Linked DNA regions of Mus musculus: region 1 is linked to region 2. A link is a loop called in an ENCODE intact Hi-C map of the cell type or tissue named here. Cell type or tissue: left cerebral cortex. All regions are shown on one strand. Each heading gives the region's core, and the rest is flanking DNA. Links, peaks and the distances in the headings are about the cores only.

Region 1 (2,911 bases), core at 183-2,682, 80 kb before region 2:
GTAAAGTTTGCAGTCATGGCCATTGTTTGAATATTTTCGCATGTTAGCATGTTGAGTGTGTGTGTGTGTGTGTGTGTGTGTGTGTGTGTGCATGTCTTAGCATGTTGAGTGTGTGTGTGTGTACAGGTGTGTGCAGGTACATGTTGACTGGTATGTGCACATGTAGAAGCCAGAATTTGATGCCTGGTGTTTTCTTTTATCGTTCTTTATATTACATTTTGAGACACCATATCTTGACAAATCTTGGACCCACCCATTGACTAGACTGACTGAGCCCTCAAGCTCCCAGAATCCTCCTGTGTCTGTCTGCCAGACCTGGAGTCACAGAGGCTCCATTCACACCAAGCTCCTTTCTATGGATGGGGGATCTGAACTCAGGTCTTCCTGCTTGTGCAGCAAACACATGACCCACTGAGCCATCTCTCCCCCAGCCCTCTGACTTCGTAAGGCTGGGTACCAAGTGGCTTGTTAAGAGACACATCCACTTACTTGTTCCTTGAAAAAGGCACCAGCCAAGGGACACATGCCGTTATGCAGACAAAGCGATTGGTGGTATGGACTGTGTGAGTTCTCTCTACTTCCCAGTGGGAGGAGATGGGATTTAGAATGGGCCCATTAGGAAAGTTAGGGTCAGAGGAGGTTATGAGGGTGTCACCCCACAACAGAATCGGTGCCCTTATGGAGAAAGACACCAGAAAATCAAATCCACCTCTTTCTCTCCCTCTTTCTCTTCCCTTTGCTAAGGACATAACAAGAGGTGACCATCTACAAGGTGGCCCTAACCATTCACGCATGTACTCCTATGGTCACAGATCAATGACAGCAGAATATCTCATGGAAGCCCAGGGCTACAGTGTTTTCCTCCCACAGTAATAAGACATCTGAGTAACAGCACTTTATCTAATTTGCACCACTCTGAAGCTGGTGGGCTCCCAAGCAGTGGCACTGATGGTAAAACCCCACCTTCTCCATCCTCCATGTACCCAGGGACTCATGTCACAGACTGGCAACCAGGCATTCCTGAGAGGAGTTAGTGTCCTTTTCCCTAACACCGAACATCCACAGCATCCCCTCAGGTCACTAACTGTCTCCTGCAGTAGACACTGAGGGCTGCCACCATCAGCATCTGTCACCAGGAGAGGAAGGCCTCCACCTGCTCCCACACTCTGCCTTTATAGGTGTTTGTCCGGGAGAAGCTGAGTTAGAAATGAAGTCAGATGGCTCAGCAGGAAGAGGCACTGCCACCCGAGTTCAATCCCCAGGGCCTACGTGGAGAAAGGAGAGGACAACTCTCATATGTTGTCCTCTGACTTCCATACACATGTACACATGCACACCACACACACAAATAAATAATGTAACTACAAAAGACCTGTATGAAATATAGTTGCCACACTCCTGTCTGCTTCTAAGAGATAAAAGTTACTTAGAAAAATATCCCTGAATCATAAAACATCAGTGCCAAGCACATCCTGGGAGAGTGTGAAGAATATTTCCCTGTGGTTCCCAAGGATGATGAGAGGAGGAGAAGAGGAGGGAAGGGGGAAGAAAGGGAGAAGGGGAAAGGAAGTGGGAGGGAAGGGGGAGGGAGGAGGAAGGAGGAGATGGAAAGAAAAGGGAAGGAAAGAGAAGGGGAAGGGGAGGGGAGGGAAGAGGAGGGAAGGGGGAAGAAGGAATGAGGGGGAGGGAGAGGGAAAGGGAGGGAAGGAGGGGGAAGCAGTGTCCAGGAACCATGGGCACTGCCAAAGGAAAGAGATTTACCCAGTGTGATGGTTTGTATGTGCTTGGGCCAGGGAGTTGCACCATTAGGAGATGTGTGCTTATTGTAAGTATGTCACTGTGGGTGTGGGCTTTAATACCCTAGTCCTAGAAGCCAGTATTCTGCTAGCAGCCTTCAGATGAAGATGTAGAACTCTCAGCTCCTCCTGCACCATACCTGCCTGGATGCTGCCATGCTCCCGCCTTGATGATAATGGTCTGAACCTCTGAACCTGTAAGCCAGCCCCAATTAAATGTTGTCCTTAAAAAACTTGCCTTGGTCATGGTGTCTGTTCACAGCAATAAAATCCTAACTGAGACACCCATCCCTCATCCAACTAAGAGCTTATGGGCTGTGGCAGCAGAAAACATCCTCCCACAGGGACACCACAGTAGGAGAGGAGACTGATGGTGGACAACAGATAGACAAAGTGTAAAGGCTGACAGAGACTGATGACCACAGTGTGGGCTGAAACAGCACAGCTGCCTTCAGGGCAATGCTGTCTCCACTGTCCTGTGTGTGCTGGGGGAGGGGAGGACAGTGAAGGGGATAACAGACCTACTAGGGTTAGCCTCGGTCTTAGGTGCAGAACACTGAGGAACATCAGTCAGCAAAGCAAATGAGTCGAATGCAGGGGCCCAGCCAGGCCCACTAGCTCCCTACCCACAGCATCCGTACCCACAGCCTGTCATGTGGCAAAGAGTATGCTTGGGATTCTAGAAGCTTCTGGGATTGCACCTAAGAAATTTGAGCCCCAGATCCTTGAAATCCCCCCAGGGAACAAAGGTCTCAGTTGGTCATAGAATGAGCATGCTTCCGGGTTCCGGGTCCCAGCATCCTCCCAAGCGGGACTTTGGGTTCACTGTGGCCAGAGCTTACACACCCGCTTCTGGCAGGACTGACGCACATCCTCCAGCTCTTCCTCCTGGTCCTCACGGTCTTTCTGATGCATCTGCTTCATCCTCTCAATCTCCAACTCAAACCGCTGGCGAAGCTGGGGGCAGCAAACAAGGATGGAGCATGAAGGTCTAAGCCCTCAGCCCTTCACGCCACAGCCCTGTGCCCAGCCTTCTACACCACATCCTCACCCCCAGCTCTCCATGACACACCCATATCCCCTGCCCTACACACCATGCCCACACCCCCAGCTCT
Region 2 (2,911 bases), core at 195-2,694:
GAAATCAGGCGTGCGACGCCTCCCACCATCTTGCTTTTTCTCAGGATTGCTTGACTACCCCCATGTCTCTCCTGCTCCTGTTTGAGTTTCAGGCTTGTCTCTCTGTCCCTGAGGATTGGCATTGGAACCTGGGTGGACACGTCGAGCCTGTAGGTGGCCTCTGTACGGCAGCCACTTACAGCATTAATCTGTCAATCCCTGAGTGTGGGAGGTCTTTCTGTCTTCTAATGACTCCTTCGATCTCTTCCCCAAGGGTCTTAACGGTTCACTGCCGAGGGCTCTCACTTCCTGGGTTACATTTATTGCGAGATGTTTGCGGTGGTGAATGGGGCTGAGCTCTTCATTTCTTTCTTAGACGTTGGCCGTTGCCTCACAAGAGGGCCCTGCCATGTGTGTGTGTGTGTGTGTGTGTGTGTGTGTGTGTGTGTATGTGTGTGTGTGTGTGTGTGTGGTTTGTCTCCTGCCTCTCTGCTGAGGATGTGTTTGCCCACTCTGAGATTCCTGCTGGGGTCCTACTGGTCACAGAATCACATGTCTGGAAGCAATAACCAGCTCCTTCCTTTCCTGCTGTCCCCTCGCTGTCCTGTGAAGTCTCCCACTGCTGTGCTGAGTGGGGCAGAGAGTGGACACTGTGTCTTGGTCTTCACTTCAAGGGGAAGACTTTGGGTTTTCCCGCTCAGTGGTGTGATGGGCTCTAACCCCACAGCTCTAACCTCACAGTGCTGCCAAGACATACTTCTACCCCAAGCTCCTCAGAACTTTTATCATGCACGGATGTTGGGTTCTGTCAAAAGTCCTTTCAGCATCCATAGAGAGGATTTTGTGACCTGTGGCCTCGATTCCATTTATGGGATGTATTATATTTACAGACTCACATACACTGAGACATGCCCGCATCCCTGGAGTGAAGACTTCTCATGATGATCTTTTTCGTGTGCTCCCAGATTTAACTGGCAAGTACCAGGTTCATAATCTGTGTATCTATGCTCAGCGTTGATGCTCTGTAATGCTCTTCTGTGGTAGTACCTTTATCTGGGTTGTCATCCCTCTACCTGGTAAACTCCTATGCATCCTTCAAAACCCAATGCCAACCAGGCCCAGTATTCCCTGGCTACGAGGCCTTCCCTGACTCAGGCCAAACATCTCTTTGATTTAATCACTCTCTGGTGCCCACAACCACACTTCTTCCTAAGTCTTGTTCTCTAAAATACCGACATTAATTTTCATGCCTATCTTCCTCACTACAGTGAAACTTCAGACAAGTGCCAGAGTCCTGACCCGCTGAATGAGAGCAAAGGAAGTCACGAGAGCAGCATTAGAAATGAGCAAAACTAACAGCCAACAAGTGAACGGCCACCCCCTTTCAGGGAACCCTGGAGCAGCCAACCTTCAAGGCCCTTCCTTCTCCCACCCTTCCCCACTTCTCCCCTCCCCCACCCATCCTCCACCTTATCCCTTTCACACACCCCTACTGCCCCCCACCTCTGCTCAGGACCATAAACAGCAACCAGCAGAGGGTACCCACCTCTCCCCATCAGCCTCCAGAGCGCCCCCTGCTGACAGACTCAGGCAGAACCATGCTAAACTCTCAGGTCTCACTGGAGACAGTTGGGGAGCCAGGGTTGAAGGGAGACACAGTGCTTTAGGGTACACATCTCACCCTCTCCCACCACATCCTTCCTTGGTCAGGGACAAGCCTCCCTTCCTCAACCAGCCCAGATCCTACCAAGAGGTCCTGTTACTCTCCTAGGGCTGCTGCCCCCACATGACCGCCATTGGCAACTACAGACCTGAGCAAAAGGAGACAGTGGGTCAGAGACCCTCCATCACTCCCTCCCTGGCCCTGGGATGACAGTGCACCCTGGAGGCAGGCCACTAACCTTGGACCACAGGCCCATGCCGAAGGCACTGCTCTCTGCCATCTGATGCAGGTTCAGCTCTGTCCTGGAAGAGACGATTGTAGGAGTGAAGGGTCTGCCCCAGCCCAAGCAACAGGAGGTGTCCTACTGCTGGGTCCCACATACCACACAGCCTGGCTACCCCAGCCCCCAGCCCCCAGGCCCCAGCCCCCAGGCCCCAGGCCCCAGGCCCCAGGCCTCCCATCCCAATGACCCTATGTTCCAATCTCACACAGCGAAAGACCATGAAATGTAACCCAGCCTCAGTGCAGTGCCCTGACAACTGAGATCAGAGACCGGGTCACTGGGTACCCGAGCCTCTCAGCTCTGGGTGGAGCTTCCCACTAGGCTTTCTTCACCCTCCTGCCTCAGCCAGCCCAGCCTATCCCAAATACTCACCTGAGATCTACATCCATCCCAGCCAGCAGCTGAGAGAAAACTTCAAAGTTTCCTTCCCCTTGCGGCTGCCGGGCCACACGGCTATTCTCCAGAAGCACTGTCTATAAGGGGGGAATTGAGCAGTGTCATCCCCGGTCCTTCTCTCCAGACTTGGTTCCCAAAGGCCCTACTAGAGTGTCCCACCCCAACACTCCCTGAGGCCTCACCAAAGGGTGACTCAAGAGCACCCACGGTTCAGAGCCCCACAGGCAATCAGCCAAGCCATGGGCTCCCTCCAGCTCCCAGGAAAGCCCAGAGCACCTCCCTCACTGAAGCCTGCACCCAGTGGTACCAGCAGAGCAAAGGCCTTAGTTGATACTGGGGAGCCAGATCTCCCTGATCTGGGCTGTCACCTGGTGCTGTGTGGTCATTCTCTCTAAAACCCTAATTTTGTTTTCTGCTCAACTGGAATGTTGGAGAGGGGACAGGCCACATGTGTGGCACAAGGGGACAGGATTCTGTGTGGATCTGTTACATTCAACAAGCCTCTAGATTCTGCTCCTACCCATCCCAGAGCCACGCCATGCTAGCTGCTTTTAACATTCCAGGGTGCCAACACTCTTGTCACCCCAGGG

Evidence for each region. A loop is a pair of places that touch in the nucleus more often than their neighbours do. Peaks named below come from ENCODE experiments on the same cell type or tissue, not always from the same donor. Only the 100,000 strongest peaks of a DNase experiment are listed, where the experiment ranks them.
Region 1: a loop joins it to region 2, with 2.4 times the contacts of the local background. A loop is called at or near these places in 4 of 42 quality-filtered maps.

What each region holds. Positions count from the first base shown.
Region 1 is chr5:112,782,915-112,785,825 of GRCm38, forward strand. It overlaps Myo18b (myosin XVIIIb), which reads right to left. Exons shown (of 44, transcript NM_028901.2): 32 at 2,643-2,753. Among named protein-coding and RNA genes, the nearest start is that of 1700095B10Rik, 8.9 kb to the right of the region's middle. In left cerebral cortex, for the core only: no CTCF peak of the experiment used is centred there; DNase peaks (open chromatin) are centred at 425 and 1,360.
Region 2 is chr5:112,863,360-112,866,270 of GRCm38, forward strand. Myo18b (myosin XVIIIb) reads right to left here. Exons shown (of 44, transcript NM_028901.2): 10 at 2,298-2,398; 11 at 1,881-1,944. Among named protein-coding and RNA genes, the nearest start is that of Myo18b, 32 kb to the right of the region's middle. In left cerebral cortex, for the core only: a CTCF peak has its summit at 1,585 (motif pointing left); a DNase peak (open chromatin) is centred at 1,585.